Regions from separate parts of the Mus musculus genome. Here region 2 is linked to region 1. A link is a loop called in an ENCODE intact Hi-C map of the cell type or tissue named here. Cell type or tissue: heart. All regions are shown on one strand.

Region 1 (5,000 bases):
CCAAGGACTGCCCATTGGACTTAGATTACACAAACCTTCTCCCCATCAAACTGGAAAACATAGTAACCACTACTTGGAAATAAAACTCACTAAAGGGCTGGGCGTGGTGGCGCACGCCTTTAATCCCAGCACTCGGGAGGCAGAGGCAGGCGGATTTCTGAGTTCGAGGCCAGCCTGGTCTACAAAGTGAGTTCCAGGACAGCCAGGGCTACACAGAGAAACCCTGTCTCAAAAAACCAAAAAAAAAAAAAAAAAAAAAAAAAGCCTCACTAAAAGATGTGTATGTGTCTGGTTCCCACAAAAGCCACCGGTGTCAGATCCCTCTGGAACTGGAATTATAAATGGTTGTGAGCAGTGATGTGGGATCTGGGAACAGAACTTAGGTCATTTGGAAGACAGGCAGTACTCTTGACCACTGAACAGTCTTCCCAGCGCCCTTCTTCCTGCTTCCTTATATCTGGGATGCCACTAGAAGGGGATGTCAACATTAAAAATGTGTCTTCCCTCTTCAAATAATCCAGACAAGAAAATTCCTCACAGGTGTGCCTAGCTTCTTGCCTTTAAAAAAAAATGTTGATTCCATATCCAATCAAGTTGACACCCAATATTAACCGTTAGAAACCTGCCCCTTGTCAAATTGATACCCACTCACCTGTCTTTATGTCATGCTTAATTCCCAAATGAGAACAATAGCAAAGTCATAATTCTGCCTAGCATGATATAACTGTCTCACATAAAACCATAAGCACATTATTTCTTTTCTTCCATAATATGTGGCAAAGTTGCTTAGGGAACATTTAGTGTCTTGGTGTCACATACCCTGAATATGATACAATACATTTACAACACTTAATGTCTGATATACTAAATGTAAAACAGGGGTCTAGAGAGATGGCTCAGTGACTAAGAGTACTTTCTGCTCTTGAAGATCAGAATCCAGTCCTTAGCATCCACATCAATGTGCTTACACTCACCTGTAACCCCAGCTCCAGTGGATCTGAAATCCTCCCCCTCACCACACATGGGCATACTCACACAGACATACCCACATAGGGAGTGGAAACTTTTGGGGTTTTGTAAAGTCAGTTATGTCCAAGGATGTTTTTCTGAAGTAGACACAGGTGAAAGGATGTTTTGCTAAGGCAGACACATGAATGTTTTTGCTAAGGCAGACACAGGTGAAAGGATGTTTTGCTAAAGCAAATACATGAAAAGACAAGTGATAAAAGATTTTTCACTAAGGACACACTTGTATTCGTTTGCCTTACGTTGTGTCGCTGAGTTCCATTTGTGGTAATGCATAGGAAAAAACTTGCCAAAGAACTTCTCATGAGGTTCTGGAGGCTTCTTGCCACTTCTGAGGACTTGGACTGATTGGTAGAGTGATGTCAGCTGATACAGACTCACTTAGGGTTTTACTAAGACAGACTCGTGTGGTGAAGCACGACCCATGGGAAGACACTTGATATTTTGAGAGAGTATATATAGGATTCAATAGACAGTGATGGTGGGCTCGCATAGCTAGCTTTGCAACACTTCTTGGTCTTGGGTCTTTGTCTTTGCTGATCTTCACTTTGTTGAGTGCTAAGAACTTTTCCTGTTGTCCCTGCCGGTCCTAATTGCTTCTCCTGACTCGTGCCTATTCAGTGGAGTCCTGTTTATAGTAGGCTGTGTCACTGCTGCCGATTTGCGTTTACTAACCCAGCACCACTGAACTAGACTACCAGTATATTTGTAAAGGATTTTGCAAGTGGATCAAGCTGCCACTTCTGATTCCTGCAAACTAAACTGCTGATTTCCTGACAAAGCACATTAGATTTGCTCCAAAGAACGATTTCTAAACAGGTACACTTCCCCTATATACTAATAACATTTCTTCTCTACTACCTAAGATGGAGGTGGGCTACAGAGGAGGTTAAAACATTTAAAAACCATTATTAAATTAGGCTTTTAAATTTTTAAGCCAACATATAAATATAAATTTTAAAATAAAGACATTTCTTTACGTGATAAATACAGGTGGGCGGGAAAATGTTTCAGTGGAAAAGGCATTTGCCAGCATACAGATGACCTGAGTTCAAACAGTAGGAAGCACATGGAAGTCTTTCAGGTTGTTCTCTGTCCTTAAAATGTGCTCTGTGCTGCATGTACACACACACACACACACACACACAGAGAGAGAGAGAGAGAGAGAGAGAGAGAGAGAGAGAGAGAGAGAGAGAGAGAGAGAGAGAGAGAGAGAGAGAGAGAGAGAGAGAGAGAAGAGGAGTTCAATGTGATAAAATCTAAACATAAAAAATGTTGAGGGGGGACTTTTGAGATTGCATTGAAAATGTAAACGAGGAAAATACCTAATTAAAAAAAATGTTGAGGATACTGGTCGCAAGGCAGCTGGCTCAGGTTGGATGAGCCCTAGGGAGCCAGCAGAGAGCCAGCAGCCCCTTCTTGGCTATGTGCACCCTACTTCTCATCGGCCACGCGCGCGGGCAGACCCCAAGCCCATTGGTCCGTCGTGGTGGTGGTGGTGGTGGTGGGGTTTCAGGTGGGACAAAAGCGAAGCCACGTGCTGGAGGCCGCTGACCAGAGACTGAGCAGTGAGGGTCACACAACTCTGGGCTGGGCTCTGCGGCGCATCTGCGGCTGCTCGCGCAGGCGTCCGCTAGGGGGAGTCGACAGTGCCCAACCCAGGTAGGAGCCAGCGGGAGCGGGTCAGCGGGTCGGTCTCAGCCCGCGTCTGGCCCCGCCCCCTGCTGCTGGGCCCCAGGGCTAGAGGCGTCGGCCAATCGGAGAGTGGAGGTGGGGCATAGAGCCGGGCCCTGGCGCTATTTACCCCTCTCGGCTCCAATTCCCCTCTCCTGTTCCTGTCTTTTGCACTGGCTGGCAGAGCAAGAGGACGACGGCCGGGGAGCGCGCGCGAGGGACCCGGAATGGGTCCTCGGTAGTCTTAGTTCCGCTCAATGCTCAGGCCCTCGCCCCGACAATGACAGCGCCCGGGCTCAAGTGCGGCGCGCCCGGAGGTCATAGTGAAGCCGCGCCTGGCTCCAGGATCGAAGGGAGCGCGAGACATCAATGGACATCACTCCAGATCCTTCTTCATCTGGCTGCAGCTGGAGCTCTGCACCAAGGCTGTGCTGCTCACCACAGGAGAGATCAGATGCTACTATGATGATGCTCGCTGTGTGGCAACAGGTTATATGTGTAAGTCTGAGCTTAGTGCTTGCTTCTCCAGACATCTCGATCCTCAGGACACCAATTCCCCACTCATCCACAGCTGTCTGGACTTACATGCAAGCACAGCACAGACATCTGCGAAGACAAGCAGGCCCTAAACCACTCTGGCCCTGCCATGCCCACTTTGGAATGCTGTCACGAAAACATGTGCAATTCCCGAGGACTGCATGAAGTCCTCTCTCCTCCCAAGAGCGAAGCCTCAGGACAAGGAAACCAGTATCAGCATGACAGCAGCAGAAAACTCATCACTAGGATGCAGGAGCTGACTTCCTTCAAAGAACTGTGGTTTGGCGCAGCTGTGATCGCTGGCGGACTGATCTTGTGCTGCTGCCTTACTGTTTTGTTGGCCTTGCGAGTGCTTCAAAGTAAGAACAAGAGACTGCAGGATCGGTGGCAGCAGATGCTGTCCTGTTTGCACTACAGCTTTCACCGCGGTGGCTTTCCTAGATCTGAGATACAAAGCTTAAATTTGAAGAGATCACCAGTGTAATCAACTAGAGAAAGTACCCAAGGAGGAACAACAATATGAAATAACCAGTACCCCCCAGAACTGTGTCTCTAGTTGCATATGTAGCAGAGGATGGCCTAGTTGGCTATCAATGAGAGGAGAGGCCCTTGGTCCTGCGAAGATCATATGCCCCAGTACAGGGGAATGCCAGGGCCAAGAAGCATTAGTGGATGGGTTGGGGAGCAGGAGGGGGGGATGGTAGAGGGGACTTTCGGGATAGCATTTGAAATGTAAATGAAGAAAATATCTAATAAAAAAAGAAATGAAAATTGGCAATTGGATGTGTTTCATTTTATAGAGTTTGGTAAACTGTAATATGTTTATCATACTATAGACACATATTCAGTATTTTAATGAGCAACTGCTTTGTGTTCTGAAAAGACTGATTCTGCCATTATAATTTATTAACATCTATAGCAATTATGGAGATATCTATACAAATCATGACTGACAATGCGATAGCATATGTCTCTGGAAAAATGGAACAACTTTTGCATATTATAATATAAAGCTAACTATGGGTGTACCTCAGTTTTTTACAGGACAAGCAGTTATAGAGAGATCCAATTGTACTTTAAAAGAGATTCTTAACAAACAGAAATGGGTAACAAAGATTCCCAGAGTACATACAGATAGATTACACAGTGCATTATTGACTTTAAATGTCTTGATGCTAATGAACAAAAAACAACAGCTGCTAAGAAACATTGTACTATGGAAAAGCCTGCTGAGCTTAATCGGCCTGTATATACTAAGAATGTCATTATATCTGAATACAGGGAAGGAAATTATTAGCTAGGGGAAAGGCTTTATATATGTTTCTACAGAAAAAAAAAAACCTGTGGATTTGATCCAAATTGATAAAAATCTGATATGACAGGGAGAGACTCCTGAAGATCTTGACTATAGACAGGAAGAAAGAAATTAACAAGATCAACAAGGCAGATAATATGTACCTTGTTGCTTCTACATCTCTGAGACTGGCTGAGACTTAAAAATCTATATTTAGCTATAGTGGTTTGAATGTGCTTGGCCCAGGGAGTGTCACTATTTGGAGGTGTGGCCCTGTTGGAGAAGGTGTGGCCTTTTTGGAGAAAGTGTGTCACTGTGGGCATAGGATTTAAAACCCTCCTCCTAGCTGACTAGAAGCCAGTCTTCTCCTAGCAACCTTCAGATGAAGAAGTAGAACTCTCAGCTCCTCCTGTGCCATGCCTGCCTGGATGCTGCCATGCTCCCTCCTTGATGATAATGGACTGAACCT
Region 2 (5,000 bases), 120 kb after region 1:
GTTACAGACCCAGGGCTTGGCAAACCAGGCCAGTGGCAGTCTGGACAATTGCTGGGTGCCTCACCCCCATACTTTCTAAAGTGGGGAGCATTTGAGAGCAGGCTAGAGCTTTGCACATTGGGTCTCTGACTGGAGGGTAGGGGCTAGCTAATGCTGACTTCCTGGGTTCAGGGGATGGGAGAGGCAGTGGAAGGTGTTCTCAGAGTTTTGAGGTACAGGTTAAAGCTGTCCAGTGTCTCACTGTTGCCCTCAACAGCCTGAGTTCCCTCCAGGGTTTTAGGGATCTCAGCTCAGGCCAAACCAGGATTGATGGCCTGAAAGAGTTTCAGGACCAGCCAATTTATGAAGCAAACTTGGAGGGTTTTGTTTTGGTTTTGGTTTTTGGTTTTTTTTGTTGTTGTTGTTGTTTTTGTTTTTGTTTTTGTTTTTGTTTTTCGAGACAGGGTTTCTCAGTATAGCCCTGGCTGTGCTGGAACTCACTCTGTAGACCAGGCTGGCCTTAAACTCAGAAATCCGCCTGCTTCTGCCTCTGGAGTGCTGGAATTAAAGGAGTGCGCCACCACGCCCGACTTTGGGGTTTTTTTATTAAAGTTATTTTAGTATATAGTTAAGCATGAGGATTAAGAGACAAAGACGGCTCAGAAGAAAATAAGATAGAGTCACATGTGAGCACCGTACCTAAAGGGAGAGGGAGCAGCCTCACCTCTTTGCTCTCTTTTGTTCTTACTGTAGCCATATACGGGATCTGGGTTGGGTCTGACTGTCTTATCACTGGTGGGCTCTTGATAGGACTACTATCACTAAGGTAAAAGTTTAATCCCTGGGAACACAGGAAGGCGGGACAGCTTTGCTGTAGAAAGGGCTTGTTTCGCCCCACAAATTTCAACCAAACTATAGTATAGGAAAAAGAATGAGCCCCTCCACAAGGTCATACACACTCAGGCCTTAAGACCTGCTCAACATAAAATCTTTGTATTTAAAAGACGTATTAAGTCTGTGTCAGCCGCCTTTGCCGCAGATGTCGGTTGTGCTGGAACTGCTTGCTTCTTCTCTGATGGAAAGAGGTTGCAATCAGACTCCAGGCTGGGGGGCTCCCATGCCCTCTCATCTCACCTCCACACCATAATTCCTTTGTCTGTCCTACCCAACTCTGGGTAGGTAATGCTAACCGAGTCTCCAGATGATGTCACTCCAGGCCTAAGGGCTGGCTGGCTGGACTGAGAGGGTCTGACTTGGTGTAAGACCCACAGACTGGTGCTGCCATATAGCTCAAGAAGGGGAAACTGAGCATAAGGCCGGGCTGTAGTCAGTTGCTAAGGTGCTGGCTAGTCTGTCCAAAGCCCTGGGTTCTGGGCTCAGTACCCCATACACTGGCATACACCTATAATTAAGAGGTGGAGACACAGACTAGCCTGACCTGTATGAATCGGTCTCAAAAGTCCAGGTAGGGTTAAACTGGCCTTAGCCAAAGGCTATGGGCTAGGGTCACAGAATTGGAGGGTGCGGGGCACCCCACTTTCCACCAGCACACACCCTGTATACTCACCACACACACATTCTTGGTACAATGAGCGTCCTCACCACAAAGCCAGTGCCTCATGCTACCTACTCAACCCTCTCCTCTCCTCCCCTCCCCTCCCCTCCCCCACCATCCCGTCTCTGTCCACCTCCCACTTGAAGCTGGCTTTGGAATCACACTTGCTGGGAGAGTCGGGGTAGAAGTAGGGGACTGAGGAGAACCCCTGGTCACCGGGATCTCTTTCTCTTCCTAGGAGCAGTCAGGGCTTCATGCACATGAAGCTGTCCCGGACTAAGGAACACAAGTATGTGTTGGGCCAGAACAGCCCACCCTTCAGCAGCGTCCCTGAAATCGTGCACCACTATGCCAGCCGCAAGCTGCCCATTAAGGGAGCGGAACACATGTCCCTGCTCTACCCTGTGGCCATCCGGACTCTGTAGATGTGAGACCAGGGCACTATGATAGACCTGGACCCAGTCCTTGTCACCTGCACGGGGGCAGCGGTTCTTACCAAGGACATGATGTCAGAAACCTGGCTTCCCCTTGTCCTAGGATCTAGCAGGCGCTGAAGATTCCTTAATTTATTATAAAGGGGAGGGAATCCTGGGCCTTGGAATAAAGGGACTGTGTGGAGCTGGGCACCGAGGAGAGCCTGAGGAGGAAGGGGTCTCCCCGCCCCAGTCAGACACTAGGGAGGGAGTGGCGACCTCCCTCCCGCACCACCCACCCTCCGCATCCTCCCTTCTCCCCGTCCCCAGCGGGCCGCCCGGGCTCCGGGCCAGAGGCTCGGCCAGGCAGAGCTGCGGCTGCCGGCGCCGCCCAGGGGCTGCCGGGAGGGGGCGGGGAGCGAGCCCGACTATAAATTGAGGCTGGAGCCGACGCCGGCCGCCTGCGAAAAGCACTTTCCGAGCATCCACTCGCTTCCTTTGACCAAACACCTCACGCCGGGCAGGGGGCGTCCAGGCCGCGTCGCTCCTGCCATTGCTCCCGAGCGAGCCCGGCTTCCCGCCAGCAGCGAGCGGTTTGTCTGGGAGGCGCCGAGAGACAAAGAGGCAGCGCGCCAGGCTGACGGCGCGGATGGCGCTGCCACGCGGGCGGGAGGCGCGCTTCCCTGAGGCGGCGCGCTCCCGCTCCTGGCTGGCTGGCTGGGCGCGCCGTGTCCCTTTCCCTTAGCTCCCTCTGGTGGCCGGGTCTGGGGCCACGCACCTCAGCCGACCCCCGTGGGTCCGGGGCCTTCCCGCTGCTCCACAGACAGGTTCTGTGGGAGCCAGACGCCCTCGGGACGGTTGTCCTCTTAGGACAACCTGAGGCCCCTTGCTTGCCTCAACCCAAGCCCGCGGTGCATTAGCGCTGATTAGAATCAGTTGGGAATTTCTCCAAAGTGAGGATGTGTGATCTGAGAAACGAGGTATTCCGAATAGATCATTTGGCATTGGGCACCTTTTCAGAAACTCTCTGAAGGTTGCTCTGCCTTTGAATGATAGGAAGAGGACCCACCATTTTGCACCTGAGAAAACAGGCCTAGAGGGGTTAGGAGACATCTATCTCCTCATGCTGCCTGGAAGACCTTGTCTCAGGGCAGAGCTAGAATAGCTGATGCCCTGGAGGAAGCCAGGCCGACTGCAGCTCCCTGAGGACTCCTCTCTGTCCTTGTGATCCGCTGTCAGCAGCCTAACACCAGAGTGAGGAAGGGCTTTTCAGTCTTCGCTGCTTTTATTCAGTAGATACTGGAGAGATGCCTGGACCACCGTGGCAAAGCCCACTGGGTGGATGATTTCCTTAGCTCCACCTTGACCTAAGGCAGCAAAAAAGAAACTCCAAAGGGGGAAACACCGTTTATTTGCAAAACAGACCACTAGAAGAGGGAGATGGGGCTGAGGGGCACTGCTCCAGGCGGTTAGTGGGCACAGAAAGGTCTGACTACATTTTACATTTTGAGAGATCAGTTGTTCAGTTAGGCTGGTCCTGAGGGTTTCTGTAAGTTGCCCCTGGCTACTCTAAGACATCTCCCAACCATTTTGAAGAGAGGAAGAACACAGTGAAGAGGACTTGAAGACGCCAGCATCCATACTATCACTCAGACTCACTTTCAAAAACTTGACAGGTTGTCTACTGTCAAGTTTTTGCTTAATTCTCACTTTGTCTCAACCCAAAAGCTCCCCTACTTCTGAACCTATAGTTCTTAAACAGTGCTCCTTCGACAAACTCAAGACACATTCTGGCCCTAGAGATCTCTGAGCCTACACATGATGCCTGAGCGAGGCTACTTGGACCAACCAAGTTGGCAGGTGGGAAGGGCCAAGGCTGAGGTGGCCAGAAATGAGTACTGGGTTAAGGCACAGGCCAAAGCCCCTGCTGTCCCAGCAGGGCAGTAGTGGGCATAGTTGCTGGGCAGGAGGCCTAGAAGTTCTCATAATGGTGAGAAAAATGAGTCCTGTCCTGCCTGTTGATGAGCTGACAAGCCTTCTCCACATTCTTGGTCATGCCAGGGGGACCACAGCTAAATACTCCAATCTTTCGGACCTGTTGAAGGAGGAAGAGCCAAAGATGAACATATTTACTGGTAGAGCTGGATCAGTATTCAAAACAGTAGCCAGGTTCATGTTCCTGGTGCAGGTTAGCTTTATGGTCCTATTAAAGACCATCCAGTGTTCACACTCAAGGTTTATTTTATACCGTGTATGGTGAGGGCTGGCTCACTGTAAGTCTAGCTCAATTTTGTAAGTGCTAGGTCAGTGTAAAAGGACCAACTGAGTCAATGTTCAAATTGAGGGACAGCCTGGTGTATAAGTTATCTGCAGCCAGCCCACTCACTGTTCATGGCGAAAACTAGTTCCACATCCACGGGGAGAGCTGGCTTAGTATTAATGGTGAGTATAGCCCTGACTGTATAGTAAGGAATATTTCTATTACTGAGCTCTTCTGTTTTGGTGGATGAACTTAGACTTCAGAGTTGGCAGATCTCTGTTCCCTTCATCCGTCTTTCCTTCCTTCCTACCTTAGGGTGGCCCTCCATCTATGTTTCTCCAGTCTGTAACATACCAGTCTCCCAAGAGATGACTTCTCAGCAGTAACCAGTTGTTTCCTTGATAGACTAGGATTGAGAGCTTTGCTCAGTCCTCGGGTGATCAAAGGAGCCGAGAACTAAGATATGAAGTAGACTTACTTGGGGGTGGACTTCCTGCAGAGAGTTGAAAAAGGGCTCAAAGGGAGGGCGACCAAAGTGGGTGATGGAGCGCAGGCCCGTGAACAGACTCCTGTTCAGCACCTTCTGGAAGTGCCGCTCACAGATGTACTGGCAAATGAAATGGGGGAGGAAGGCCATTGCTAGGAACAACCCTTGGCCCTGGGAGTGGCCCTCCTGCCATGCCTGGCTTGCCCTGACCTACCAGCATGGTGGTCCTGAGGTCGAACTTCTCAGCCAGCTGAGTAATATAGATGTGCACAGACACCAGGTCCTGGCGGTCATTCTCCTCCACCT

What was found. Hi-C counts contacts between places; a loop is a spot of excess contacts. Peaks named below come from ENCODE experiments on the same cell type or tissue, not always from the same donor. Only the 100,000 strongest peaks of a DNase experiment are listed, where the experiment ranks them.
Region 2: a loop joins it to region 1, with 8 times the contacts of the local background. A loop is called at or near these places in 5 of 42 quality-filtered maps.

What each region holds. Positions count from the first base shown.
Region 1 is chr2:122,465,596-122,470,595 of GRCm38, reverse strand. It overlaps the pseudogene Bambi-ps1. Among named protein-coding and RNA genes, the nearest start is that of Slc28a2b, 17 kb to the left of the region's middle. In heart, CTCF peaks have their summits at 2,464 and 2,663 (motif pointing right); a DNase peak (open chromatin) is centred at 2,755; H3K4me3 peaks cover 1,347 bases; H3K27ac peaks cover 1,038 bases.
Region 2 is chr2:122,346,312-122,351,311 of GRCm38, reverse strand. It overlaps Duox1 (dual oxidase 1), which reads right to left. Exons shown (of 33, transcript NM_001099297.1): 31 at 4,909-5,000; 32 at 4,686-4,814; 33 at 3,340-4,042. The coding sequence ends at 3,920. It overlaps Shf (Src homology 2 domain containing F), which reads left to right. Exons shown (of 7, transcript NM_001374011.1): 7 at 1,773-2,420. The coding sequence ends at 1,959. Among named protein-coding and RNA genes, the nearest start is that of Shf, 20 kb to the left of the region's middle. In heart, CTCF peaks have their summits at 2,489 and 2,693 (motif pointing left); DNase peaks (open chromatin) are centred at 2,351 and 2,621; H3K4me3 peaks cover 2,087 bases; H3K27ac peaks cover 2,452 bases.